Regions from separate parts of the Homo sapiens genome. Here regions 1 and 3 are each linked to region 2. Evidence: chromatin loops called from intact Hi-C (ENCODE). Cell type or tissue: dorsolateral prefrontal cortex. All regions are shown on one strand. Links, peaks and the distances in the headings refer to the core of each region. The heading gives the core; the rest is flanking DNA. Region 1 overlaps C12orf43 (chromosome 12 open reading frame 43). Region 2 overlaps CABP1 (calcium binding protein 1). Region 3 overlaps SPPL3 (signal peptide peptidase like 3).

The links. Peaks named below come from ENCODE experiments on the same cell type or tissue, not always from the same donor. Only the 100,000 strongest peaks of a DNase experiment are listed, where the experiment ranks them.
Region 1: it touches region 2 in a loop (2.5-fold over the local background); 8 of 110 quality-filtered maps call a loop at or near these places.
Region 3: a loop joins it to region 2, with 1.9 times the contacts of the local background. A loop is called at or near these places in 4 of 110 quality-filtered maps.

What each region holds. Positions count from the first base shown.
Region 1 is chr12:121,007,330-121,015,785 of GRCh38, reverse strand. C12orf43 (chromosome 12 open reading frame 43) reads left to right here. Exons shown (of 6, transcript NM_022895.3): 2 at 4,640-4,682; 3 at 4,860-4,958. Among named protein-coding and RNA genes, the nearest start is that of C12orf43, 4.9 kb to the left of the region's middle. RefSeq lists an enhancer at 1-120. In dorsolateral prefrontal cortex, for the core only: a CTCF peak has its summit at 5,843 (motif pointing right); a DNase peak (open chromatin) is centred at 5,818.
Region 2 is chr12:120,642,539-120,653,366 of GRCh38, reverse strand. All of the region lies in intron 1 of CABP1 (calcium binding protein 1), which reads right to left. Among named protein-coding and RNA genes, the nearest start is that of CABP1, 7.3 kb to the right of the region's middle. In dorsolateral prefrontal cortex, for the core only: CTCF peaks have their summits at 6,056 and 6,257 (motif pointing left); a DNase peak (open chromatin) is centred at 6,256; H3K4me3 peaks cover 603 bases; H3K27ac peaks cover 1,459 bases.
Region 3 is chr12:120,838,973-120,849,800 of GRCh38, reverse strand. The region is part of intron 1 of SPPL3 (signal peptide peptidase like 3); the gene reads left to right. It also overlaps the pseudogene ARF1P2. Among named protein-coding and RNA genes, the nearest start is that of SPPL3, 60 kb to the left of the region's middle. In dorsolateral prefrontal cortex, for the core only: no CTCF peak of the experiment used is centred there; a DNase peak (open chromatin) is centred at 4,607; H3K4me3 peaks cover 927 bases; H3K27ac peaks cover 4,000 bases.

The DNA.
Region 1 (8,456 bases), core at 3,761-7,760, 360 kb before region 2:
TTCCGTCTTGCAAGCACTAAGCCACAGTAGTTCTGGCAATGCCGTTACTTTATCCCAACAGAAGTCACAGATTTTCATATCTCATTACAATCTTTGCAGATACAGATATCAATATATCATTTTATTGATAAAAAGATATTGGGGAAAAAAGTCATTTACACTCATCCCTGATTTAAAATGTGCCACTCTAATTTTTAGACCCATCTCTATATCTAAGATGTAAGAAGCACATACATCACAAGTTTGGTTGTTTACTATCATGATAATTAAATTTCGGTATCATTGGTTTTCTTTGTAATCCTGTATGTTGCATTTCATGCATTTAAAACATTGCTCTGAGAAGAGAACCGGGCTTCACCAGGCTGTTAGAGAAGGCTATGGCAAAGCAAGGTTAAGAACCGCTGGATTTGTTTAAAAGGACTTACAAGCCCTTTGGTGATCCATTGCCTTCCTCTCCCTTCCTTCCCTCCTGCCATACTGCACTTCCTGTAGGTAGCTTCCAGACCATAGTCTGCCCCTCTCACCCCCTAGTACCATAACCACAGTTTTCTCTGCAAGTTCTATTTACAGATCTGCCTTTCCATCTCATTAGCGGTGGGAACTTGAGCAAAGTACTTAAATCTCACTGTACCTAAATTTCCTCATCTGTACAGTGCGGGTAGTGATAGTACCCACCCCATAAGGTTGAGAAGTAACTGAGATAATGCAATCTACAGTGCTTGGCACATCTTAAAGGCCCAATACATGGTGGCAAATATGTGGTTGGTCTTTCCACATGGACTGCTTTCCTCCTCCTGCCTAATTCTCGCTCTTTTTTTTTTCAAAACTAGGACTCAGTCTGTTACCGAGGCTGACACAATCATGGCTCACTGCAACCTCGACCTCCCCCTACTCAGATGATCCTCCCACCTCAGCCTCCCAAGTAGCTGAGACTACAGATGTATAGTCCCAGCTACTTTTTGTATTTTTTGTAGAGATGGGGTTTTGCCATGTTGCCCAGGCTGGTCTCGAACTCCTGGGCTCAAGTGATCCTCCCTTCTCAACCTTCAAAGTGCTGAGATTACAGGTGTGAGCCACTGTGCTCGGCTTCTAGTTTTTTTTGTTTGTTTGTTTGTTTTTTGGGGTTTTTTTTTTTTTTTTGCATTTTTTTTTTTTGAGATGGAGTTTCACTCTTGTTGCCCAGGCTGCAGTGCAATGGCACGATCTCAGCTCACTGCAACCTCTGCCTCCTGGGTTCAAGTGATTCTCCTGCCTCAGCCTCCCTAGTAGCTGGGATTACAGGCGCCTGCCACCACGCCCAGCTAATTTTTTGTATTTTTAGTACAGACAGGGTTTCACCGTGTTGGCCAGGCTGGTCTCAAACTCCAGACCTCAGGCAATCCACCTGCCTCGGCCTTCCAAAGTGCTGGGATTACAGGTGTGAGCCACCGCGCCTGGTCTCTTTTTTTCTTTTTGAGACGCAGTCTCGCTCTGTTACCAAGGCTGGAGTGCAATGGCGCGATCTTGGCTCCCTGCAACCTCCGCCTCCCAAGCTCAAGCAATTCTCCTGCCTCAGCCTCCTAAGTAGCTGGGATTACAGGTGCCCACCACCAGGCCCAGCTAATTTTTTTTTATATTTTTATTAGAGACAGGGTTTCACCGTGTTGGCCAGGCTGGTCTCGAACTTATGACCTCAGGTGATCCGCCCACCTTGGCCTCCCAAAGTGCTGAGATTACAGGCATGAGCCACCACACCCAGCCTAGATTACATTCTTGAGTGCGTCTAGTAATAGCCACCAGGAGTTGAGAATTTTCTTTTTGCCCCTGTTCTAAACACTTTGTATTTGTTGTCTGTTTTCATCTTCCCAGCAATGCCACAAGAGGGTGTATTAGCCCCATTTTACAGAAAACTGATTCTCATAATGGTAAAATAACTTGGCCAAGGTTGTCCAATTTGTGAGTGGCAGAACCAGGCGTAAACCCAGGCCTACCTGACTCCCAAGTCCATGCTCTTCATTGCTGCTGTGCCACTCTGCCATGGACAAGTGTCTATTGTGGTCAAAACTCCCACCCTTTGGTCCATGACTGTGGAAATATAGGTCACTATTTTATTTATGTAACCTCTAGAGACAGCTCTTAAATCCAGTGATGAACTCGTCACTCAAACCACTTTAATTTTAGGGTAGCATCTACTTTGACTTATTTTTCTGACAATTAATTCAAACCAAGACACTATGGCAGGATCTGGGGATACAGAGGTAAAAAGAGGCAGACCACGTATTCAAGTAGCTTACAAATCCAGGAAGGGGATGGGTATGGAAACAGCGTCCACAACACTGACTCCAGAAGGTTGGTAATCGTATTCCCATTTTATAGATGAGAAAAACAAAGGCTCAGGGAGAGAAAGTGACTTGCCCGGCATCACACAGCTTGGTGGCAGAGCCAGGACTCAACTGAACTGTCTCCCTCTGTAATACTGTTTCTGTTCCCTGACGGTACCTCACCTTCATCACACTGTAGTCATGATGGAAGAGATGCTCTTCTTCCAAGTGATTATGTGCTGAAGACGAAAGACCAGGTCTTTAAAGACTGTCCATCCAGGCCCCCACATTACCCACCTCCAGGAGCATGGGGCGTGTTTAGCATTCTGTGTTGTGCTCTGGAGTACAGTGACACAGACCACAAGGTACTAGGACACAGATGCAATGTGTATGGGTGATGACATAAACACAGCAGTGCCCCCATGGAGCTGTTTCTTACACCATGGCCCTCCACTGGGCCCGGAGCTACCAAGTGTCCACTTTGTTCAGTTGGCCCCTTAAATATACAAGCACGTTTTGTCTTGTTAGTTAAGTCAGAAACCTCAGAGCTAACTTTCACTCATTTCTCACGCCCTGTAGTCAGTCCATCAGTGAATCCTATTGACTCCATCTTTTTTTTTTTTTTTTTTTTTTTTTAGACGGAGTCTTGCTCTGTCACCAGGCTGGAGTGCAGTGGCGTGATCTTGGCTCACTGCAACCTCCGCCTCCTGGGTTCGAGCGATTCTCCTGCCTCAGCTTCTCAAGTAGCTGGGACTACAGGTGTGCACCACCACACCCAGCTAATTTTTGTATTTTTTAGTAGAGATGGGGTTTCACCATGTTGACCAGGATGGTCTCGATCTCTTGACCTCGTGATCCGCCTGCCTCAGCCTCCCAAAGTGCTGGGATTACAGGCGTGAGCCACCGCGCCCGGCCTTGACTCCATCTTAAAAGTGCATCTATCTGGAGTTCACCCACTTCTCACCACATCAATTACTGCAGCAGACTCCGTGTTCCTGCCTTTGCCCCAACAGTCTCACGCTGCACAGCAGCCAAAGATGTTCTGTCAAAACCCAGGTCAGTTTATGTCCCTTCTCTGCTCATTTCCAGAGCTCCTCCTCCTCAAAGTCCAGGTCCTCCCATTGGCCCACGTCAGGGCCCTTCATGATCTGGCCCCTCTGAGTTCTCCATCTCTGCTGCTCCCGGTTTACTGGGCAGGCTCTGGTCACACTGACCTCCTTGCTGGTTCTAAACACACAAAGCAGGCTCCAGTCTCAGGGCCTTTGCAGATGCTTTCCCTCTGCCTGGAAGGCTGTGTCCCACATGTCCACTTGGTTCACTCCCTCTCCTCTCTCAAATCTCTGTTCAAATGTTGCCTTATCAGTGAAGCCCTCTCTGCCCACCTTTATGTTAACAATCCCCAGCCCAACACTCCCCACCTCTCTCGCCTACTTTGTTTCCGTTTTTTTCCATACACTTAGCATTATCCAACTTGACATTTTGTTTACGTATGTGTGTTTATCATCTCTCTCCACCAACTAGAATGTAAGCTCCTGCAGACAGTGATAGTCGAGTAAGTTGCTCAGCAATGACAACACCTGGTTAATAAAAGGCATTCAGTATCTGGTTTGAGGGAATGACCAAAAGGCCGGGCATCCCCACCGTTTTGGCTTGAAAAATGTGATCCACAAAAGAGCCATCTTCTCTCTCTTCCACGGCACTTAGCACACAGCCAGGCAGGCATTAAACTGTGCAGTCAAATCACACTTAGACCTGCCTGTTCAGCACAGCGTGGTGGTTAAGAGGGGGCTCAGGAGTCAGATGGCCTGGGCCCCCAGCCCAACCCTGTCACTTATTAGGTATTTGACTCTGGCCAAGTTATTTTACATATCTTTGACGTTTCTTCTGCAAAATGGGATAATTGTAATCCCTCCAATCGGGTTGTTGGGAAGATTCACTGAGTTATATGTGTTATATATATTTTAAGTTACATATATAACTATTTTAAGTTTTATGTATATATAACTAAGTTATATATATAACTATTTTAAGTTTTATATATATAACTAAGTTATATATATATTTTAAGTTATATAACTAAGATATATATATATATAATGTACTTACATAAAATATGTAACTATATTATATACATATATAACTAAATTATATGTAACTATTTGAAGTTATGGGTATATAACTATTTTAAGTTATATATAAATATAATATATATGAGTTACATGTGTATGTATATATATGAGTTATATGTATTTTAAGCTGCTGAAAATAGTGCCTGGCACGCATTTGTTGTTGCTGTCATTGTTTCCTCTATAAATGCCCTAATTTTCATTTTTCCACAGGTGCTGCAAATAGCCAGTTGTCAACCTCCCAACCGAGCCTCAGGTACTATGCACTTTGGGTTCAAGTTTCACTTATTCAACAAATACTGATCCCCTGCGTGTGCCAGATGCTAGGCTTCACGCCTGGCATTTCCAGGTGAACAAGACACACATGGTCCCTGTGCTCATGGGGACAGCTTCTGAGCGGGCAGGAAGTGAGGTCTCTTTGTGTGTGTCGTAGGCATAAGGTGAATGAGCATGAACAAGATGGCAACGAGCTTCAGACCACCCCTGAATTCCGAGCCCACGTAGCCAAGAAGCTGGGAGCCCTGCTGGACAGGTAAACAAAGGTGGAGTTTCTCCTCTCTTGCCCTTGTTAATATGAACAGCAATGGCTCACATTGGCTGGGAGCTCACGGTGTCCAGGCTGGCACGGTGGCAGGCACCTGGCATATGTCATCTCCCTGCATTTATAAAGAACATTATCATGTGGGTCCTGTTGTTACCTTTATCCTCCAGGTGAGGAAACAGGCTGTCAGCAAGGAGACAGGTGTGCCTGAAGTCACATCATCATCGCAGCTACCATTTACTGAGCAACTGTTTGTGGCCAGGCTCTGTGCTAAGTGCTTGATGTCCATTTTCTCATTTAATCCTTCTGATGACCCTGAGAGGTAGGGACTGTTATCATTCCCACTGTACAGATGGGTAACTGAGGCTCAGAGAGGCAAAGTCATTTGCCCAGGGGACACCGCTATTAAGTGACAAAGCCAGGATTCAGAACCCAGGAGGGAACAGAATTGGGCCTCAAACCCAAGTGCGTCTGACTCCAAGCCCACATTTTTTTGTTTTGTTTTGTTTTTTGAGACAGAGTCTCACTCTGTCGCCCATGCTGGCGTGCAGTGGCACGCACAATCTTGGCTCACTGCAGCCTCCACCTCCTGGATTCAAGCGATTCTCATGCCTCAGCCTCCCAAGTAGCTGGACTTAACGGGCACCTGCCACCATACCAGGCTAATTTTTGTATTTTTAGTAGAGACGGGGTTTCACCGTGTTGACCAGGCTGATCTCGAACTCCTGACCTCGAGTGATCCACCTGCCTTGGCCTCCCAAAGTGCTGGGATTACAAGCGTGAGCCACTGTGCCGGGCCAAGCCCATGTTCTTAACCCCTGCATTATCCTGCAACCATGAGAGTAAGAGAGGAACATCGAGAAGCTCATTCCCGCCACAAGAGGGCAAGGAAGGACCGTGTTCCTATTTCTTGGGTGCCTTCTGTATGCTAGACACTGTGCCAGGTCTCTATCTTACATTCTCAGCACAGGTTGATAACCCAGTCGGTAAGGATTCAGGTTGGCATTCCTAAAGTAGGTGTCAAGGATACAACCTGTTTGAGTCCATATGGGCTGCTATAACAAAATAACATAAACTGGGTAGCTTATAAACAAAATAAATGTATTTCTCACATTTTGGAGGCTGAGAAGTCCAAGATCAAGGCACCAGCAGATTCAGTGTCTGGGGAGAGCCCTCTTCCCAGTACAGATGGCGCCTTCCTACTGTGTCCTCACATAGTGGCATGGGCGAGGGGTCTCTCTCAGACCTTTTTTATAGGAGCAGCAATTTCATTCATCAAGGCTCCACCCTCCCGACCTAATCACCTCTCAAAGGCCCCCATCTCCTAATCCTAATACCTTGGGTTGAGGATTTCTCTTTTTCTTTTCTCTTTTTGGAGACAGAGTCTCCCTCTGGAGCACAGTGGCGTGATCTCGGCTCACAACAACCTCCAGTTCCTGGGTTCAAGCGATTTTCATGCCTCAGCCTCCTGAGTAGCTGGGGTTACAGGTGCGCACCCACCACGCTTGGCTAATTTTTTGTATTTTTTGTATTTTCAGTAGAAATGGGTTTTCATTATGTTGGCCAGGCTGGTCTCGAACTCCTGACTTCAAGTGATCCACCGGCTCGGCCTCCCAGAGTGCTGGGATTGCAGGTGTAAGGCACCATGCCCAGCTGGGGTGAGGATTTCACCATAAGAATTTGGGGAGGACACAAACATTTGGATTCTAGCACTAGCCCAAAGCGTGGCTTTAGAAAAAAGGAGGTCCAACAGCAAAGAAGCGTGAGAAACACTGCAATCTACATACCTCCACGTGTCCTTGCAGACTGCAAGCCAGAGTAGTATATTCAAGGCTCTGAGAATTCCTGTAGTGAAGAGACCTGTGTAACTGTTTAGCCCAGCATTTTCCAAACTTGTTTGGCCACAGTGCCTTTGTTTCATGGAAAACCAGTCAACAACCTGCGGAACAGGTCTGGGGATACACTGGTCTAGATCTGTTCCTGACTGGCAGAGCCCTGGCAGGGTTTTGAAAGGGAGATGAGGCAGGATTTGGGGCCATTGTCATTCCATTCAAAGTAGATATCAAAAAGGACAAATGAGCCTTCCCAAAGTGTGAACCAGCTATTCTTCTGAGACAGAATGATGGGCCAGAGCCCCGCAGCCTGAATCCCACAGGGTTCCCCTCAATTGGAGAAAGTAGAGGAGGTGTTTAGGAAGGCAGCTGCATTTCAGCCTGTGGGAGCAGTTTTCCTTTGTGACTCTCTGGCTTCAGGCTGAACAGGGCCTGCTTGGCATTGCACTGAGTCACAGAGATGTTTCTGCAGTAGAAATGCCAGTCAGCCATGGTTAGAATATTCCCTGCAGCATTTTCATGTTTCTCCAAAGAAATCTAAATGATACCTTAGGCCAGGCGTGGCAGCTCATGCCTCTGATCCCAGCACTTTGGGAGGCTGAAGCGGGTGGATCATTTGAGGACAGGAGTTCGAGACCAGCCTGGCCAACATGGTGAGACCCCATCTCTACTAAAAATGCAAAAATTAGCTGGGCATGGTGGCGTGCACCTGTTATCCCAGCTACTTGGGAGGCTGAGGTAGGAGAATCGTTTGAACCCAGGATGCAGAGGTTGCAGTGAGCTGAGATCGTGCCACTGCACTCCAGCCTGGGTGACAGAGTGAGATCCCATCTCAAAAAAAAAAAAGGAAATGTAAATGATACTGCATTTGGTCCCTAGTGTTAGGTCAGTGTCTCTCAACCTTGGCGCTACTGACATCTTTGACTAGCATTTGTCGTGGGGGTCTATCCTTCTTCTTCCCATTATAGGATGTTTACCAACATCCCTGGCCTCTACCTACTAGATGATAGTAGCACTCACCCCACCAGTTGTGACATCCAAAAATGTCTCCAGACATTGCCAAATGCCCCTGATGGCCACCATTGAACCACTGTGTGGGGTCAAGAACAGGTGCCTGGGTGGCATCATCTCTACTCCCTCTCCCCGGGTTGCTTTTCCTGAACAGGGCTTGGGGGGCACCTTTGGCATACAGGAAGGGAGGTTAGGGAAAGCACCCAGGGCATTGCTGCGTCTGCCTCGAGGGCATTGCTGAGAGCCTTGTTCTCTGCTGTGCACAGTGGCATCTCCATCTGCACTCACCAGACACATGCTTCCTGGCCTTGTGCCTCTAGAGAAATGTGGTTTATTTTTATGTTAGAGAGCCTGTGAAGGCTGAAGCTTTTCTTGATGACAGTCATCATCTGCATCGTCATCATAGCTACCATTTGCTGAGCAGCTACTTGTGGCTAGGCCGTGTGCCACAAGTGCTTGATATCCATTTTCCCCTTCAATCCTTGTGACAACCTTAAGAGGTAGGGACCTTCATCGTTCCCACTGCACAGGTGGATAACAGAGACTCAGAGAGATAAAGTCATTTGCTTAAGGGACATAGCTAATAAGTGACAAAACCGGGATTCAAAACCCAGGTCTCTGAAGTCTGAATGAGGTCCATGAATTG
Region 2 (10,828 bases), core at 4,208-8,207:
GCTCATGACTAGTCACAGGATTCCTGCGACAAGTAATGAGTTATACACATAAAGTGCTCTGCATGGTGGCTAGGGCATGGCAAGAGGAGGTGAATAAATAGAGTTGCCATAGTGATGGCAATGATGGCGATGATGATGGTGGTGGCAGTGATGTAATTTAAGAGATGCTGGGTGCCAGAAGGCATTTACTTCTGGCTGCAGAGGAAGTGGGGGAGCATCTGCCAATCAGGAAAGAAATGAGAAGGATGGAGAGGAATTTGCTCCCATGAAGAATGGAGAGTGGTAGCTGGGGAATTTCCACTGCATCTCTTGATCATAATACTGCCTAACACCAAGTTGCCCCAGAGGCTGCAATTCTTTTCTGGCCAATGATGGCACCTGACAGCCTGGTCCTGCCCAGCTCTGAGCCTGGTGCAGGCTGCCTCTCACCATTTCCAGTTCCCCAGATACCGCTCAGGAAGCCAAGTGGGCAGCAACCCATGGACCGACAATTTCTCCTGGCACCAAGGCAACGTCTCCTAAGTGTGGCATGGCAACAGGAGGGGCAAGTGTGCCTCATGACCTAACAGCTTTCTAATAATACAAGCTGGCCAAGAGTATGCACATCAAAGCTCCCTCTTGCCGAATGAATGTCTTCAAGGAGAAGCCGAATGAGGGAGTGCCTGGTGAGCGGGGAGGGGACTGATGCGCTGAGCGGGAATTTGGACTAGACGACTTCTAAGGTCAGATCCAGAAATCTATGAATAACATTTCTGACAGCAGGGGAAAGAGAGAGGCAGCCTCTCGTAGAGGAAAAAATAAAAATAAAATGCCAGCTCTGATTTTACACAGACCAGGGTTTAAATCCCAGCTCTGCTTCCTATCGACTGTGTAACCTTAGGAAGGCTCTATCTCTGAGTCCAGCTTCTTTCTCTATAAAACAGCCAAAAGAACTATGTAGCGGAAAAGAGAAAATGAGATAACAGACATTAGGTATGTTGCAGATATTTAGAAAAAAAAAAAAGCAATTATTAATACTATGATAGAAACACGAAATTGACTGCAGTAAGTTTTTTTATCTTTTACTCTGTGGACTGAAAATCTCTCCTATTTCCTGTTTCTCCTCCATCCCGCTTCTCTAAAACCCAGAGTGGAACAATTATGGTTATGATGACAAGAATACTAACATTTATTGACTACTATAGGCCAGGCACTGTGCACAGCACTTTATTTCATTCCCAGAATCACCTTAAGAGGTGGATATTAGTATGCCCAATTGATGGATGGACAAGGGAATCGAGGAACAGAGAGGTTAAGTAATCTGTCTAAGGTCACATGGCCAGAAAGAGGAGGCCTGTGTAATCTGACTCTTAAGCATGCTGTTGTGTAAGGGAAGATGGGTGGGACAGAAGGATAATCCTTGTTCTTAAGTTCACTTCCTCAAGCTCTGGATGGAACCTATTACAAGGGCTAATTCAGATCACTTTCTGCTTCTCTGGGACAGCGCGGAGGGCACTTCCGATGCAGAAGACTCCCCTAAGAAGATACCAGATTATGGGGGAGGCGTGCATGGAAGAAACAACAAGCCCTTGGAAGGATCTAAGGAACAGCAAAGATTAGAAGGAATTTGATGTGAGCAGCTTAGCCAAATGAGGAAGACGACAGGCAGAAAAGCCCAAAGTGTCCTAAATTGAGAGGCTGGTAAACTGACCAAGATAGGATGGGGTTGGGGATACAGACGCCAATAGCTCACCCGAGGCCATAGGTAAGTCACTTAACCCCTCCCTCTGAATGTCAATCAAGTTCCTTGTCTGGAAAATGGAAGAATTGGAGGAAAACAACGCCATCATTCCCTCTTCCTTTAAATAATACCTGAGTCTCTTCTATGGCCTGGCAACAGAGGGCTAGAAAAATACGCAGAGCCCACCTAACCCAAAACCCTATAGGTGCAAACCCAGCCTTGCATGAAAGATGCTTTAGAGATGATCATGTTCTTTCTAAAAGGAATTTTTGCAAAAACAAAAACAAATCCAAGTGTATGGCGATAAAGCCACCACAGAAAGTGACTTACATGCAACCCCTGCTCAACACATCACCCGGGCAGCCTACTTCTTAATGGAAAAACTCCTGGGCCCTAAAACCACTCGGGTCCTATTTGAGATACTCTGACTTAACTCAAGAATTATTGGGGAAGAATTATTGTTGTTTGGTTCCTTTCAGTAGCAATGGGATCTACTTCAAAATCCACAATTCTGAAGGCTTAGAGGCCATCAGAGAGGCTCACAGACCCTCAAAGGATATGAACGAGTCCCTGCCCTTGCTGCTGGGAAGGGTCTTCAGATTCTGCCGGTTTTAAGGGACTTGGCCAGTCCCTTGAATGACTGAGGTGCCAGTCAAGTTCACTGACATCTTAAGGATCCACCCTTTTCATTTTACATCCTAGAAACCCCAAAGCTACACAGTTTCTTTCCTAAGCCTTGTGCAAATTCCCAAACACAGTTTCACCCCGACCGCCATGCCCAAAGCCTGGGACACAGAAAACGGCAATAGGAGGGTGTTTGGGGTAGAAGCAGGGAGGCAGCCCTGGACAGAACCCCTGGGAAGGATAGCAAGCTCCAGCCACCCTTTCTGTGCCCAACCTCTGAGACAGATGGTGAGATACCCCCAATCCCCAGCCCCAGATCTTGGAAACTCCAAAAACATACCTTCCTTGAGAGATTTCTCAGTGGATACTTGACACAGTTGCCCATCCTAAGTTGAGGCAGCCCCTCTTGGGATCCCCGGGTCCATGAAGGAGGCTCCTGGGGGACTGAGGGACTTCCGTCCCAGTCTCTGCCAACCCCAGCCTCCCTCCGTCTGTGCCGTTCTTCCTCCAGGACGGATGTGAGCCCTCTCTTGCGCGCGTGCTCTCTTACTCGTCTGCCTGCTCCTGCTCTCCGATTTTTTTTTTTTTTGGGTGGATTGTGTGTGTGTTTGTGTGTGGGTTTAACTTTCTGGGCACTTTCTTAAGGAGATGAAAGCAGAAGGGGAGAGTGCAGGGCACAGGGAAAGTCACCTGGAGAGCTGATGGCAGAGGGGAACCAAGCTGGAGAAGGCTGCCGGATCATCTACATCAGATTAGCGCTCAGTCCTGTCTCTGGTTCTCTCCCCTTCTCTCGGCCCCTCCTTTCCCCGCTGCCAAATCTGCAGGGAGATGGCCTCAGGGAGGGGGGCCCAGAATGGCAGCTGCGGCTGGGAATTAGGCCAGCAGGCCCAGAAAGGGAAGCTGGCTAGTTTGGGTTCCCGAAGCCAGGGTGCCTGCCGCACAGCTCCCAGCCTTGTGTGTGTGCGCGCGCGCACACACACACACACAAACGTGCATGCACACACACACGCGCGCACAAACACACACACACATGCATGCACACACAAGCGCTCAGGGAGATGAATGCCCCTTCCAAAGAGCAGTGAGCTGGACAAGCACTCACTGCCCCTGGCAATTCCAGCTGCATTGAGAGCTGCGGCTCCAGTCGAGAGCCTGGGAGGTCTGGTGACGCCTCCATCATGCTCCATTTTTCACACTTGCCTTGTCACTGAAATGGGACGAGGCTCGGGGGCCGGCAGTGCAGATGAGCCAACAGTCAGATCAGATCCTTCTGCTCTGTGTGCAATTTCTCTGACCCGAAGGAAACCAGGAGATGGCCCCGAGGGGAGCATGACGGAGGCAGCGCAGGCAGAGAGGGCATGAGCAAAAGGTCTCTGAACCTCCTCCTCCTCGCCCCCTGCCTCATCCACAGCAAAGACCTCTCCCCAGCTTCCTTGGGGTGCCGGGCAGAGAAGAAGCCCTTTACGAAGCGCTCTTCGAGGTCCCACAGCTGGAGCTTTTTAGATGACTGGCTCTTCCTCGTCCCTCCAGGGTCGGCTTTGATATGAATTCATCTCACGCCTCAGATGTCCGGTTTGAGACCTACAGCCCCAGCCAGATTCCCCGCGTGCAAGTGTCCCTGTTTCCTGCACCCAGCTTTTTCCAGCAGGGGGCACCAGAGATAGACTGGAAGCAGAACTCCTCCCAAGCCCATTCTTGCACGCTAGCTCAGTTTTCAGCCCGGAGAGCCTCCTTTCCCAGGAACTTTTCTCCCGTGTGGGGGGGCTGCTCAGAACTCCTGTTAGGAAGATGGGTGGGGGCGCTGCCCAGAGGGTGCTCACTCCTAGGGAGCTGGGAAGGAGGTCCCTGGATAACTCCTGGACCTCCCCGGTGCTGCTGCTGACAACCACGCAATGGTTTAATCAGGGGAGTTACTCAGCAGCCTTGTTTGGGCCAAACCTCTGGAGGGGGAGATGGAGGAGGAGGAGCCTGGGGGGCGGGTATTGATGACTAAAGAACAGAAAAGAGGGTGATGATGCGTGTCTCCTGGAAACAGCATGAAGGAAGCAGGCCCAGGCAGGGGTCAGTGGACTCCAATGAATGGGAAGGACGGGGAGGTCTGGGGTTGAGTCTAGCTCTGCCAGCTTCTTTTTTTTTTTTTTTTAGACAGTGTCTTGCTCTGTTGCCCAGGCTGGAGTGCAGTGCCGCAATCTCAGCTCACTGCAACCTCTGCCTCCTGGGTTGAAGCGATTCTCCTGGCTCAGCCTCCCGAGTAGCTAGGATTACAGACGCACAACTTCATGCCTGGCTAATTTTTGTATTTTTAGTAGAGATGGGGTTTCACCATGTTGAACAGGCTACTCTTGAACTCCTGACCTCAGGTGATCCACCTGCCTTGGCCTCCCGAAGTGCTGGGATTACAGACATGAGACACCATGCCCAGCGCTGCCAGCTTCTGACTGGGTGGCTGCCTCCCATTCCTGAACTTCAGTTTCCGCCACTGGAAAAATGGGGCTTTTCCTAGCTTGCTTATATAGCATACATGAGAAAGTGTAAGACACCGAATAGCTACTGGATCAGTAATTATTTAAATGGAAGAAAGAAGTATCACTTGTCCAGTGGAGAAATGTCAGGCACCGTGCTTGGCTCTGGGAACGTTGTTGGGGGATAAGAGAAACACAGTTCCTGATTTCAGGACGCTTACATTCTAGCAGGTGGGCAGGAGATATTAGAGCTGGGACACAGTTATCTGATTACATTTCAGATAAATGCTATGAAGGGAAAACACAAAAACTCTGGGAATGTGAGTGAGGGGAATCTGTCTGAGTCTAGGGGATCAGGAAAGACTTGCAGGCAAAATCTAGAAAATAGACCATATGTAGGTTCCTTTGAAACAATAGTGCTCACTAGGGACCCCAGAGGGAAGCTCAGGTTAAGGTCCAGGTATGAATGGGTGGATATATGTAAAGGCCAAAACAGCACAGCATAAAGCAGAGATTCTCAATGCTGGCTGTAGACTGGCATAACTGGGGAGCTTCCCCAGAAATTCTAACTTAATTCTGTCTCCAATGGGCACTGGGCATTGGTGTTGCTTAGTACTCCCAGGTAATTCTAACCTGCAGCCAGTGTTGGGAAGCACTGATGTAGAGGCTAAGAGCTTGGGGCGGGGCGTGGTGGCTCACACCTGTAATCCCAGCACTTTGGGAGGCATAGGCAGGTGGATCACCTGAGGTCAGGAGTTCGAGGCCAGCCTGGCCAACGTGGTGAAACGCTGTCTCTACTAAAAAAAAAAAAAAAAAAATACAAAAGTTAGCTGGGCGTGGTGGCAGGTGCCTGCAGTCGCCGCTACTCGAGAGGCTGAGGCAAGAGAATCCCTTGAACCCGGGAGGCGGAGATTGCAGTGAGTCGAGATCGCGTCATTGCACTCCAGGCTGAGCGACAGAGTGAGACTTCATCTCAAAAAAAAAAAAAAAAAAAAAAAAAGGCTTGGACTGAGGAGTCACGCTGACTTGGATTCAAATCATATCCTGGGCCGGGCATGGTGGCTCACACCTGTAATCCTTGGAGGCCAAGGCAGGAGGATCATTGAGCCCAGGAGTTCGAGACCAGCCTGGACAACATAGTGAGACCTCATCTCTATTTAAAAAAAAAAAAAAAATCTTGTCTGCTGCTCAGTAACCATGTGGCCTAGAGGACATGTTGATCTTTCTCGGCTTCAGTTTCTTCATTTATAAAATAGGGATTCTAATAGCACCTCCCACAGGGCTCTTGTGAGGAGCTAATGAGATAATACATGCAAAGGGCTTGGCACTGTGCCAAGCATCTAGAAAGCGCCGTCTTCCCCTGCCCAGCATTGGTATTAAAGGGCCAAGCGTGGCATCCATTTATTCAGCAGGGCATCAACTCAGTCAAATCTGGTGGTTCCTGCCCCCTGCAGGCCAGTCCGGGCATAGCACCCACTTGTCGACCTTGGGATATGCCTCTGTCGTTGGAAACAGGAGACAGGAGCCGGCAAAACCTGGTCCCTATGGAAAAATCACACACTTTGAAGAAATCCCATCCTGCTTTGGGGGCAGGTGCAGGAGCTGATACTACCTTGAGGTTTGAGGATAGCAAGGGATCCAGGGATTTCGACGTGCTTTAAAGCTTACTTAAGCTAACTTGAGCCGGGCAGATAGGCAGGAGGGACAGAGGGCTCAGCCTTCAGTAGGAAATTTTAAAAGGGCTGAACAGCTGGGTATGGCGGCTTATGCCTGTAATCCCAGCACTTCAAGAGGCTGAGGTGGGAGGATCAGTTGAGGCCAGGAGTTCAAGACCAGCCTGGGCAACATAGCAAGACCCCATCTCTATTAAAAATTTTAAAATTAGCCAGGCATGGCAGCTGTGCCCCTGGTCATAGATACTCAGGAGGCTAGGGCAGGAGGATCACTTGAGCCCAGGAGTTTGAGGCTGCAGTGAGCTATGATTGTACCCTGCACTCCAGCCTGGGTGACAGAGCAAGACCTTGTCTCTTCAAAACAAAACAAAAAACAAAAAAGGCTGAACGGTGGGGGCTTCCTGTAAGGAGTGAAGCATGTTGTATGCCCTCACCTCCCATCTCTATCCACTGTGGCAGCAGCCCTTGGGCCTCCGGAAGCCCTACTTTGAGTGCTGGAATGGAATGATAGGATCAGAGGGATGAGAAGGATAAACTCATTGCTGATTATTCCTGATTAGAAGGGAGGCTGGCCTTTGGCGCTGGTCAGTTCTATCACCAGCATTTGAACTATCACCAGCCTTTGAACTTGGATGACAGCCCGGTACTAAGACACTCAGGGAAAGCTGGACTGTAACGTGAGAGGTGCTTTGCAGATGCTTCTGACGAACAGGGAACACACTTATGTGACCTCCCACCAAAGCAGCATGGCACACACAGAACAGGCAGGTATTTTCGGAGGCAGGCAGACCACAATTCTCAGCACAGTCCTGCCACCTACTTATTTACTTATTTTTAGAGACAGGGTCTCACTCTGTCACTGTGGCTAGAGTACAGTGGTGCAATCATAGTTCACTGCAGCCTCAAACTCTTGGGCTCAAGCAATCCTCCTGACTTGGCCTCCCAAAGTGCTGCAATTACAGATGTGAACCACTACACCTGGCCCTGCCATGTACTTACTATATGACCTTTGGACAAGTCATTTCCTCTCTCTTGAGCCTTCCTCATTTCTTTTTTTTCCAGACAGAGTCTTCCTCCGTCACCCAGGCTGGAGTGCAGAGGCACAATCTCAGCTCACTGCAACCTCCACCTCCTGGGTTCAAGCAATTCTCATGCCTCAGCCTCCCGAGTAGCTGGGGTTACAGGCGCCCACCACCACACCCAGCTAATTTTTGTATTTTTAGTAGAGATGGGTCTCACTGTGTTGGCCTGGCTGGTCTCAAACTCCTGACCTCAAGTGATCCACCCACCTTGGCTTCCCAAAGTGCTGGGATTACATGTGTGAGCCACTGTGCCTGGCCAAGCCTTCCTCATTTCTAAAATTGTTGTGGTGGGGTTGGGGGGAGTTGATGATGCTAACCTTCACAGGTAGCTGTGAAGATAAGAAGACACTTTGTCCACTGTGCAGTGGGCTCTAGACTGAGGCCTCAAGTGCTATTGTTGCCTCTCAAAAACAGCTGGAGGTAAAGGCTGACCTCCTGGAGGCTCTCACTGAACTGACTCCAAGCCACTCCTATCACCTGTGGCTGATGTTAACCACAAGCTGACCCTCACTTTCCCTCTCCCCAGGCCCCAGAGAAAGCCTATAGGGGCTCCAAGCCCTCTCAGAGAGAAGGAGGGAGACACATGACTGGAGTAGGAGTGAGGAATAGACACAGCCCTATCTTAGGAACCTAGGCTTAGTGCAATTAAATCCATGACCCAAACCACCATGGCCTCTCTCCCCATCTCAACCACAGGAACTGGCCGGGCGTGGTAGCTCACTCCTGTAATCCCAGCACTTTGGGAGGTTGAGGCGGATGGATCACTTGAGGTCAGGAGTTCGAGACCAGCCTGGCCAACGTGGTGAAACTCCATCTCTACTAACAATACAAAAATTAGCCAGGTGCGGTGGCAGGCACCTGTAATTCCAGCTATTCAGGAGGCTGAAGCACGTGAATGGCTTGAATCTTGGAGGCAGAGGTTGCAGTGAGCCAAGATCATACCACTGCACTCTAGTCTGGGTGACAGAGTGACACTGTGTCTCAAAATAAACAAACAAACCACAGGAGCTAAGGAAGCCTCTGAAGTCCGGAGGCTGGTGATACCATTCATTCACTCATTCATTCATTCATTAAATACTGTGATCCTGCTATGTGCAAAGCAGTATGGGAACAGGGATAGCCTATCTGTATTAGGAGACGTGTTTCTACAGCTGGAAAAATGGGAAGGATGGGACAGAGCTGTGGGTTTTATCCACATTTGCCTCCTCCACAAGGCATGTTTCTTCTCAAGCTCAGGGTAAGGAGCAGAAAGCCTGTTTCTTAAAATAGTCTTCCAAGACCTAAAGCCCCATGTCATCATGCCTCTGCCGAGTTAATTTCTGACATCACATCTTCTCTAGACAGCTGGGTGGCATGTCCTTAGCTGGCCACAAAGAGGGAGTACGGAAGATCCTTTGACATTCAGCTCCTTCCCTTAATAGCCATCCTCACCTGGCTCAGAATCAGCTTTCAAAGTACCTTACCCAGGCCCTCATTCAATTACCCTATTAATAATAGCAATAACATTAATGAAGGCTGCCCTTTATCCAGCACTCACTATGAGCCAGGCATTTGATATCCTTAATCTTGTGTAAGCCTCCTAATAACTGCAAAGCAGTTTTTGTCAATCTCATTCCTGGATGAAGAAACCAAGACCAGAGAGAGAAAATAACATGCCCAAGGACACAGAGATCGAAAGTGACAGAGCCAGGATTAGAACTTGCATCTCTGCTGTCTCCCAAGCCACCATTCCACACCTTAGCCTCAAAACCACGCTGTCTCCATGCATATGCAATAAGGATGCTCTATGAGGTCACTGGGAGAGTTTTCATCCCTGTTTCCTTTAAGGTAGGAATTCATCTTTGTGCCTTCAGTGTGATTCTGAACACTGGCTCTCTGAGACTATTACAAATGAAAAGGAAGAAGGCCTTGGTAGTTAATCAACAATAACAACAAAGAAGAAGAATAACTAACACTGATAGAGTTAGCAAGGGCTCCGTGCCAGGCCTGGGCCAAGCTCTCTCTATCTCTCCGTATCTCATTTAATCTCCCAAGCACCCTGATGATCCCTACATTGCAGGTAAAGAAATAGACTTGGCCAAGCACGGTGGCTCATGCCTGTCATCCCAGCACTTTGGGAGGCTGAAACAGGTGGATCACTTGAGCCCAGGATTTCCAGACTGCCCGGGCAACATAGTGAGACCCTGTCTCTATTATAAAATATATTTTTTAAAAAAGAAATAGACTTAATGAGGTTAAGCAATTCACTTAAGTTAAAAACAAATGAAACTTGGGGAGTCATGAAAAATATACTTCCCCAGGGCTGTATTTTTCTCTAAGCAGATCTTAACTAAAAGTTTCTGTATTCAGAACCCCATCTGCCTTCTCTTGGTTCTGACCCTGCCTCTAAGGACAGAAATCTCAATACGGAGAAAAGGGAAGAAAAGATTAATTCCTCTCTGTCACAGGAGACTGGAGGCTCTGACACGAAAGTCCCAGCCTGGGTTTGCTGTTGTTGCTCACGTAGATGACTTCGAGGTGTCAGATGGAAGCCCAAACTGAATGTGCTGGGCTTTAAAGTAAAAGCCCGCAGCTGAGAGGCAAGAGCTTCCACAGGGAGGTAGTAAATATTTGATGGGAACTTCCAGCTCCTCCTGACTCAGGTGACCCTGGTGACATTTCAGAACATTGGGCCGGAGAATTCACTTAATGACTGAGAAATTAGAAGGAGAAACAAAAGCACGTCGCTACAATGCTCGGAGCTCAGAAAGGGCTCATGTAGGCAAATTCTGCAAGACAGGAAAGAAAGGACTCTTTTTTTTTTTTTTTTTCAGGAGCTGAGTCAGATCAGCTGCAAACTGAGTAACCAGAAAGTGTATGATTCTAGGCCAATGACCTACCCTTCCAAACTGCTAGGTACAGCCAGGGCCCTGGCTATCTGGTTCACTGTTGTCTTCCTGGTGTCTAGCAAATGTCTGAACAAACAAACCACAGGAACTAAGGAAACCCCTGAAGGTTTCCTTAATAAATGCTCAAGAAATAATTGATAAATGAATGAATTGGTATCACCCATTCAACAACCCAGCATTCCTGCTGCAACCCAGCCCCAATCCAAAGACCACTCGTGCCCTGGCAGCCTACACCTCCTCATTAACACAAAGCACTGCAGTGAACTCCCCTGACACATCGCCTCACTAACTCTCACGGCTCTGCATCCACATCTCTACTCCAGAGAACTGTTTCCAGCTAACTCGGCTAACGAGGGCTCCCTGCAGGAACAAAGCCACA
Region 3 (10,828 bases), core at 2,921-6,920, 200 kb before region 2:
AGGGTATGTGTGAGAAGATCCAGAACCTGTAACCCAGAGTGGTTTTTAGGAGTCTCGGATAAATAGGATTTTCCTGGTCCCAAAAGGTAAAGACTACATGTATTGTGCACTAGTCAAGCTTCCTCATAGCTAACTAGCATGCCTGATAGAAGCTAGAAATTTTCTTGGACATATTTTCAGATGCCACGTGCAAAAATCACTTCGTACAGAGTATATATTGATCTGTTTTTTAGAGCTGTTTGGATTTTCTAAGTAAAATTCAAAGGAAATCTTCTCAACATGTCTACATTTTACCTGTATTTGCTATATCTTGGTAACCTTAGGCCATTGCTAGTATAGATAGATCATCCTGTTTCACTTGCCTCTGTGGTGGCTCATTAATCTATTCGTATCTACTTAAACAATAGAATGTCTTCAGAAATTGTGTTGCCAGTTGGCTACAACTTTGTAGAAGTTGGTATTGATTACCTGAAATTATTTTTTACCTTTAGAGTACTGATTTAGATGCTTGTTAGAGTTGAGCCCATCTCTAATAACTTTGTTAGAGGGAAAGAGAGTATCAGGTAAAGTTTAGGTTTAGTTTTACTTTTTATTATTATTGTTTTCTTTTGTTTTTTGTTTTCTTCCTCTGGTTTTAGAGGGAGGATCTCTGTTGCTCAGGCTGGAATGCAGGGGCGTTGATTATAGCTCACTGCAGCCTTAAATTCCTGGGCTCACGCAATCCTCCCATCTCAGCCTCCATGAGCATGTCTAAGAATATAGACATGTGCCACCATGCCCAGCTAATTTTTAAATTTTTTGTAGAGATGGATATTTACATAGTAATCAAGTTTGTATTACATCCTGGGCCTTGAAAGATGGCCAAAAAAAAAACCAAAATTGAGTGTTACACAAATCACCTGTAGCTTGCTCATTGATCATTAGTGTTATTACACTAAAGTGATAAAAAGTAATTTATGCACAAATTTTTAAGGCATTTTTGTCCTTACTATTTTCTTACACATTAGGTATAATGAGCTATGGTAAAAGAGCAGTAATTTAAAGCATCTGTGAGAAATCTAACCTTTCCTTTTGTAACCTTTTGGATTTAATTGTGATTTTTGAGAAATGGAACAATCAGTAGTAGTTATGAAAATTGTCAATTTGGCTTATGTTAAATATATAGATTAATTTATAAGTCCATCGAAAATATGCAGATGACTAAAATAATACAGCAATTCTAAAATAATACTTGTTAGATAGACTAGCACTTTCTGGGGTGTGGCGGGGGCAAGTAAGTTAAAGTAAATCCTTGCCATTCTGTTAATGATACCACTATTCTCAGTCATTAGATTGGACAAGAAATAGCAGTTTTGGTATTCCACCCTTCTTGGGCTCCCTGCCATGTTCAAGCACTTTAACTTGAGGTCTTAATTCTGTGATTGTGAGAATAACTCTAGACCCATGGTGTCCCTGTAGTCCTCAGTGCGATCTTATGGCTGTGGTTTGGCCTTTCTTCTGACTCCTTGAGATATATCCTGATCCTGTACATTAGAAAGTGGCTGTTGGAGAACAACACTGCAAATACAACTTTGCTTATAGTTGTATTTAGTTGCTTATAGAGCAACCTTGAGATTCTGTCAGGGCAGTGCTAGTGAATTTCCTCTCCCTTTAATAGATTCGGCTGCTGAGTTCATCAGAAGCTGGTAAGTAGTGCAGGTCAGAATCTGCTCTTACTTGTGCACATGCACCACCACCACCTTATCTCACACCAGTGTGATGAACAAGACTAGATTTTGTTTTAAGTTTTACATAATGCCTTACTTCCCTTTTTCTGTCACCAGACATTCAGCCACTTATAAAAATCACTCTCTCCCCAAACTTGTGATTATCTCCTTTCTCTCGGTAGTTAAAATGAGCACGGTTCAGATTCAATGTGGCATTTTGAAAGCCAGGGGACACACCCAGGGTGATTATGGTACTCAGGTACAGGAGAACAGAAAGACAGTTCTCTGCTATGGAATATTAATTATAAATATTAGCTCCCTTTTTACTAGATTCAAAGGCAGTTCAGTGGTTACTTTAAACCAAGGCCAGGTGTGGTGGCTCACACCTGTAATCCTAGCACTTTCGGAAGCCAAGGTGGGAGGGTCACTTGAGCTCAGGAGTTTCAAACCGTCCTGGGCAAGAGAGTGAGACCTGCCTCTACTTAAAAAAATAAAAAATAAGGCCAGACTTGGTGACTCACGCCTGTAATCCCAGCACCTCGGGAGGCCAAGGCAGGCAGATTGCTTTGAGCTCAGGAGTTCTAGACCAGCCTGGGCAACATGTTGAAACCTTGTCTCTACAAAGGATACAAAAATTAGCCAGGTGTGGTGGCACACACCTGTGGTCCCAGCTACTTGGGAGGCTGAGGCTGGAGAATTGCTTGAACCCAGGAGGCAGAGGTTGCAGTAAGCCAAGATCACACCACTGCACTCCAGCCTGGGTGACAGAGTGAGACCCTGTCTTAAAAAATAAATAAATAAATAAATAAAAATAAACTGAATTCATGTTTCCACCTTCCCCAAAGAGACGCTAAATTCTTCTTTTTCCCTCTCTAATTAGTGTTGAAATTGATGTTACATCTCCCTTTCTTCTGGTTTATTTTGTTTGAATTTATTTTTTCTCTTTTCCTTACGTTTGGTTTTATGCATAATGAAGTTTGAGGCTATTGGTGCAGGTATTCAGTAACATAAAACTTCATTTATCTGGGTTTATAAGTCAGAATCCTATTTCACTTCTCCCTGAGCCTGAGGGGAAATCTTAGAAAAGTCTATTGAGATTTAGTTATAATAAACATACTACTTAATTACTGCACAAGCTTAACCACAGAGTTTGCTGTCACAATATAAACACCCAGATGAGGGCCTGAAAGAAACCTCCACACTCCCACCCACATGAACTCTGTTGGGTGTTTTCTTCCTGCCCTCTATCTGGCAAACAAAAATATGGAATCTGTTCCAAGAATTTCTGTGAAACCAGTTTAGAACTTTATAAATGGCTCAACTAAATGCTCAAAACATGACTACTTCTATTCCATTTTGCCAGCTTTCCACAAGCCATTTTTTTTTATTTTAAAAAAGTGATTTTTCTTGAGAGCTTTGTTATTCTTAAAAAATTTTATCTAATTTGTTGCAAGTTTTTAAAACTCCAATTTTGAGACTTCTCTTTCCACTCTTAAATAGCATACACTAAGTAAGCAGATCAACCGTAGCTTACTGTTTTACTCTCCATAGCTTTTATAGAATAAAACATGCTCAGGCTCTAAAATTCTAAGGTAACTATTTTAAATGGAAATACTAGCAGCTATGCAAGTAAACCAGACACTGTCGATTATTTCGTCAATTTAAAACAATAAAATTCCCTGCTTTTAATATAATTGAAAATCTATTTAAAGAGCCCAGCATATATCTTTGATAAAATTGCCATGCTAAACAAATATGTCATTACTGTGCATGTGTTGGAAATGAATTTATGAAGTTAGAAAATTATTTTATTGTTACTCTTGGAATGTCCCTACTTTTCAATTATTCAGTCACTTAAAATATTTACTGAGCTCTTGTTATGTATGTGCCAGGCACTGTTGTAACAGTGAATGAAGCATCAAGGCCCCTGCTCTCACAGAGCTAACCCTAAAAAAAATATCAGTAATGACAGGACTTTGAGACCAGCCTGGCCAACATAGCAAAATCCCATCCCTACTAAAAATACAAAAATCAGCTGGGCGTGGTGGCATGCACCTGTGGTCCCAGCTACTTGGGGGCTAAGGTATAAGAATCGCTTGAACCCGGGAGGCGGAGGCTTGCAGTGAGCAAGATTGCACCACCGCACTCTAGCCTAGGCATCGGAGCAAGACTGTGCCTCAAAAAAATAGATAGATAGATAGATAGATAGATAGATAGATAGATAGATAGATAGATAATGGATTCTAAGCAATTAAAATAGTAATTGGGGTGGCTCTGAAATTAGGTAGGCAGAAAATGCCTGTCTGAGAAGGTGACATTTAAGTTGCTGTCTGAAGAACAAGAAAGAGCCAGCCCTGGTGGGAGCAAAACAGTACCTGGCTCGGAGCAGCAGCCACTGAGGTACCCTTCCCAGCGTCCTTCCACCTGTCCACAAGCATGGGGAACATAACATCTTTGCCAACGTCTTCAAGGGCCTTTTTGACAGAAAAGAAATGTGCATCCTCATGGTGGGCCTGGATGCTGCAGGGAAGACCACAGTCCAGTACAAGCTTAAGCTGGGGGAGATGGTGACCACCATTCCCACCATAGGCTTCAACGTGGAAACCATGGAGTACAAGAATATTAGCTTCACTGTGTGGGGCGTGGGCGGCTCGGACAAGATCCGGCCTCTGTGGTGCCACTACTTCCAGAACACACAGGCCTGATTTTTGTAGTGGACAGCACTGACAGAGGGCGTATGATTGAGGCCTGCGAGGAGTTCATGAGGATGCTGGCCGAGGACGAGCTCTGGGATACTGTCCTCCTGGGGTTTGCCAACAAGCAGGACCTCTCCAATGCCGTGAATGCAGCAGGGACCACAGACAAGCTGGGACTGCACTCCCTTTGCCACATGAACTGGTACATTCAGGCCACCTGTGCCACCAGTGGCGACGGGCTCTATCAAGGACTGGGCTGGCTGTCTAGTCCGCTCCGGAACCAGAAGTGAATGCGACACCCCTCCCTCTCACTCCTCTTGCCCTCTGCTTTACTCTCGTGGCAAACACTTGGCTCCAGTGTGAGTGCAGAAGCTGCCTCCATGGTTCGGTCACAGTGTGCATCACACTGTGCTGTAAATGTGGCACATGCAGCCTGCAGCCAGGCTTTTTATTCAATGTAAATAGTTTCTGTTTCCAATTAGGCAGTTTCTGTTACTCCTGTGCAATATTAGTCAGCTTTTTTTTTTTTTAATTGTAAAAAGGAAAGTCAACTTTCTGTTCAGTGCTGAGAGGGGATGTAGGCCCGTGGGCCCTTGGCCTCCGGGAGTCGCTGTGTTGGGAGTGCTGGGCATGCCCTTGGCTTTAGAGCTCTGTTGAGATCCATTTTGGTGGTTGGTTTTTGTCTTTTGCTTAAAAAAAAAACAAAAGCCAGCCATAAAAAGATCATAGGAAGCACATTCTAAGCAGAGGGAATAGTCCTACGGTGGGAATGAGTTGGGTATTAAAAAGCAGAAAGAAGACCAGTGAAACTGACATAGTGTTTGTATTGAGAAATCAAAGGGCACTCAGCCATGTGTGTGGGGTGTGGGGGGCAGGCAGTCGGGAAAGAAGGGTAAGATTGAGATCAGATAGGTAGACAGGAGCTTGGGTTTTATCAGCACGATGGGAGGCTGTTAGAGGATTTTAAACAGGCACGGTAATGCACTTCAGGCATAAAGAATTGGTTGTGTGTGGGTTGAGCGAAGGAGAATGGGAGTAAGACTAGTTAGGAGACTATTGCAGTAGTGTAGTTGGTAGTGACTTGAATTAGGGTGCTAATAACGGGGAAACAGAAGTGGAAGGGTTTAGGCTATGTTTTGGAGGTATGGTTCATTTACTTGTGCTGTAGATTTTGCCATTAATGCTAGGGTGGATGGTGCCTTTACAGAAACAGTGAAAACTGGGGGGAAAGCAGGTTTTTGAGAAAAATCGAGAGTTCTATTTTGTCCATTTTAAGTTTAAGATACCTATTAGCCAATTGGAGATATCAAATTTGCAATCAAATATATGACTGGCATTCCAGGAAGAAGACAGGGCTACAGGTGTAGGTTTATGATTAAGCAGCAGAGAACAAATGTTTTGTTTTGTTTTGTTTTATGTTATGTTATGTTATATTTATTTTTGGGAGGAATCTCGCTCTGTTGCCCAGACTGGAGTGCAGTGGCGCGACCCTGGCTCGCTGCAACCTCCGCCTCCCGGGTTCAAGCGATTCTCCTGCTTCAGCCTCCCAGGTAGCTGGGGTTATAGGCGCGTGCCACCATGCCTGGCTAATTTTTGTATGTTTGGTAGTGACGGGACAGGGTTTCAACTTGTTGGCCAGGCTGGTCTCGAACTCCTGACCTCAAGCGATCCACCCACCTCAGCCACCCAGAGTGCTGGAATTACAGGCATCAGCCACCCCGCCTGGCCTGAGAACAAATGTTTTGAAACCATTGGACTTTCTAAGATAACTGGGGAAATTGTGTACACTGGGAAGAGGAGTACACCTAGTGCCCTGGGAACTCTAGGAGAAAGGATCTGGCAGATGTGACTGAGCAGGAACAGCCAGTGAGGTGGGAGGAAACCAGTAGATGGTGATGTTGGAGAAACCAAAAGCTGAAAATTTCAAGAAGGAGGGAGTGTCAGATGCTACAGAGAGGTTAAGTTGAATAACAGCAGGAATATTGGCTTTGAGCATCAGTCATAATCTTGACACGCACATTCTCAGTAGAGTAGATATGAATGGGTCAAGGAGAGAATAGAAGTGAAGGAGACGGTGATTATAGGCAAGTCTTAAATCACAAAAGATTGTATCAAGAATAGATGTAACAGGTAATTGTGTTTTCTAAGACAGAATGGGGATAGCAAACGTACTTTTTATCTAATGTGAATCTATAGAAATGTCACTCTATGTTATAACTTGTATATGTATACCTCCTACCTGTGAACCCAGACATGTAGCCCTACTGTGATCCGTTCACTGTGAACACTGTTGAATGAAGCATAGGCACAGAGGTCCTCTTGTATCTGCATTCCTGGGGATATACTAACTAACTGAGTCTACTAGTTTGAGGCTGTAATTTAATACATTTCAACCTAGAAATAGTGCAAAATGTATAGTTGAAGTTGTTTTGTATGTGTACTGCCTCCTCCAGTTTCTAAGTCACTAATCAGCAGGTCCTTCTGCATTTTAAAAATGGCATTTTTTTCTATTAACTATGCATGTTTGTTAAGGCCTCTGTTTTCAATACTGTGTGCTGTGGTCTGAATGTGTCCCCTCCCTCCACCCACCCAATTCCTATGTTGAAACCTAATCTCCAGTGTGGTGGTGTAAGAGATGGGGGCCTTTTGGTAAGTGATTAAGTGATGAAGGCACAGCCCTCGTTAATGGGATTAGTGCCCTTATAAAAGAGGCCCAAAAGTGCTTGTTAGCCTATTCTACCATGTGAGGATGCACCGAGAACCTGCCATCGATGAAGCAGAGTGAGTCCTCACCAGACAGAATCTACTGGCACCTGAATCTTGGACTTCCCTGTCTCTAGAGCTGGAAGAAACACATTTCTGTTGTTTACAATTACCTAGTCTAAGGTATTTTGTTATAGCAGCCCAAATGGACTAATTTTTCCTTTTCTACTATTATTGAAAAATAATTTCTTCAGGACCATGTTTTTGGGGAACATTTTATAACCTATGAGTAAACTCTTCTCCTCCATTTTCTGTAGCCTCTTAGTGTATAGTGTAATGTTCTGCCCTTATCTTAGGTCAAGGAACAAGTTTCTAATAATTGTCTGTAGATGTCTTTAACTTTGTGGTGCTCGTTGCCATTATTACTTTTATGAATCAAGTACACCTTCAGGGGATGTTTATAACTGTGTTCCCTCTTCTTATCTACCTAAAAAATGCCAACTTTCTATGCATGATTCTGGGCCACAATTTCAAATTTTGAGCACTTCTTGCCATCACAATTTTAAACCATTTATTTTCTATCTGGAATACTGTACACAGTCTGTATTGGTGATCTAAAATAATTCAGCCTGCAGATCCTCAAATTTACTATTCCAGATTTCAACAAATATTGGGGCATGATGGAAGTTTTAGATGTAATAGTTTATTTAGTGTCAAATTTTGCCTTAAATGCCTAATAGTACAGGTGCACACTTAAATATACAAGCCAATAATCCTGTGACTCGGGCTATTGATTAGTGGTAAAAGCAGAAAGCTATGTTATATTGATGCTTATTTTGCTTTGAAGAAAGAAGTAATTGCTAGCTTGTCAGATATTGAGCCTCTCTGACCAAAGGAAACTCAGTTACCACTCTGTGTTTGACCTTTCACTTTCCAAACTCAGAAACTGAATAGATTTGGATAACAAGGGATACTTGTTTTTGTAACATTGGGCTAATTGTATAAAGCACAGACTGGGACTTGGCCAATTAATACGTTTTGTTTCATATTCCAGAACTTCTGACTTACACAGTCAAGTAATTTAATGTAATTCAGATGAATGAACAAACTGAGGCAATTTCTCTTTCCACCCTTTTACAAAAAATAATTATAACTTGGCCTTTCGTTTATCATACTTCCATAACATGAAGGTTTCAGGACTCTATAATGAAAAACTGAGTTGAGATGGGGAGACAATCCAGATGTTTTGTGCATATATATATATATAACTATTTTTTTAACTTAAAAGTACACTAGCAAAGAAAACTGATGAATAATAAAGATTTTAATAGTTCAAAGTATTGTATATCTCATTGTTTCTTTTTTTTTCTGAGATGGAGTTTCGCTCTTGTTGCCCAGGCTGGAGTTCAGTGCCACGACCATGGCTCACCACAGCCTCCGCCTCCCGGGTTCAACCGATTCTCCTGCCTCAGCCTCTGGAGTAGCAGGGGTTACAGGCATGCACCACCACACCTGGCTAATTTTGTATTTTTAGTAGAGATGGGGTTTCTCCATGTTGGTCAGGCTGGTCTCGAACTGCTGACCTCAGGTGATCCACCTGTCTCAGCTTCCCAAAGTGCTGGGATTATAGGTATGAGCCACTGCACCCAGCCTGTTTCTTTTTTTAGTAAGTTTTTCACGGACCGTAAAATTCATCCCTTCATAATATAGAATTCTATGGTTATTTATTTATTAATGAATGAATGAATGAATGAATGAAATGGAGTCTCACTCTGTTGCCCAAGCTGGAGTGCAGTGGCACAATCTTGGCTCACTGCAACCCCCTGGGTTCAAGCGATGTTTTTATTTTTATTTTATTTTTTCAGACCGGGTCTCACTCTGTTGCCCAGGCTGGGGTGTGTAATGGCACAATCTTGTCTCACTGCAACCTCCGCCTCCCAAGCTCAAGCCATCCTTCTGCCTCAGCCCCCCAAATAGCTTGGGACTACAGGCGCACACCACCACACCCAGCTATTTTTGTATTTTTTGTAGAGATAGGGTTTTTCCATATTGCCCAGGCTGGTCTTGAACTCCTGAGCTCAATCGATCTACCTGCCTCGGGCTCCCAAAGTGCTGCCACCGCATCTGGCCACAATTCTGGTTTTTAGTTGTGCAATCATCATCACTAATTTTTATCCCCGTCAAAGAGAAACCCATACACATGAACATTCATTTTCCATTCCTTTATTTTCCCACCCCAGCCCTAAGTAACTGTTAATCTACTCGCCTATTCTGGACATTTCATATAAATGGAATCATCCAATATATATGGCCTTTTGTGTCTGACTTCTTTCACTTAGCTTTCATGTTTTTAGGGTTCATCCATGTCAAGCAAGTATTAGTATTTTACTGCTTTTTTTTTTTTTTTTTTTTTTTTTTGAGACAGAGTCTCACTCTGTCGCTCAGGCTGGAGTACAGTGGTGCAATCTCAGCTCACTGCAGCCTCCACCCGCCGGGTTCAAGCATTTCTCCTGCTTCAGCCTCCTGAGTAGCTGGGATTACAGGCGCTGCCACCCAGCCCAGATAATTTTTGTATTTTTAGTAGAGACGGGGTTCCACCATCTTGGCCAGGCTGGTCTTGAACTCCTGACCTCGTGATCCACCCGCCTCGGCCTCCCAAAGTGTCTGGTTTACAGGCATGAGCCACCACTCTAGGCCATATTTTACTCCTTTTTATGGCCCAAAATATTCCATTGCATGGATATAGCACAATTTGTTTATTTCTCAGTGGTGGACATTGGGTTATTTCTGCCTTTGGGTTATCGTGAGTACTGCTGCTTTGAACATTTGTGTTCATTTTTTTTTTATATATGTGTACATGTGTTTTCAATTCTCTTGACTATACCTAGGAGTGGGATTGCTGGGTCATATGGTAACTCTGTGTTTAACAATTTGAGGAGCTGAACTGTTTTCCAAAGTGACTGCACTGTTTTACAGTCTGTATCTTATTGTTTCCTAATATAGTTGTTGACTAGTCCAGTGAAAGAATGTGTTGTCACATGTACATACATACTGAAAAAATCATTTAGCTGCAGAGTTAGGAATTTTAGTATGCTATTTCCTACCTTTGGTTATTTAAAGAAAAAGAATTAAATTTAAGATGAGTTCAGGAAAGCTCATGAGGTTTTTGTTTTTGTTTTTGTTTATTATTATACTTTAAGTTTTAGGGTACATGTGCACAATGTACAGGTTAGTTACATATGTATACATGTGCCATGCTGGTGTCCTGCACCCATTAACTCGTCATTTAGCATTAGGTATATCTCCTAATGCTATCCCTCCCCCCTCCCCCCACCCCACAACAGGCCCCAGAGTGTGATGTTCCCCTTCCTGTGTCCATGTGTTCTCATTGTTCAATTCCCATCTATGAGTGAGAACATGCGGTGTTTGGTTTTTTGTCCTTGCAGTAGTTCACTGAGAATGATGATTTCCAATTTCATCCATGTCCCTACAAAGGACATGAACTCATCATTTTTTATGGCTGCATAGTATTCCATGGTGTATATGTGCCACATTTTCTTAATCCAGTCTATCATTGTTGGACATTTGGGTTGGTTCCAAGTCTTTGCTATTGTGAAGAGTGCCACAATAAACATACGTGTGCATGTGTCTTTATAGCAGCGTGATTTATAGTCCTTTGGATATATACCCAGTAATGGGATGGCTGGGTCAAATGGTATTTCT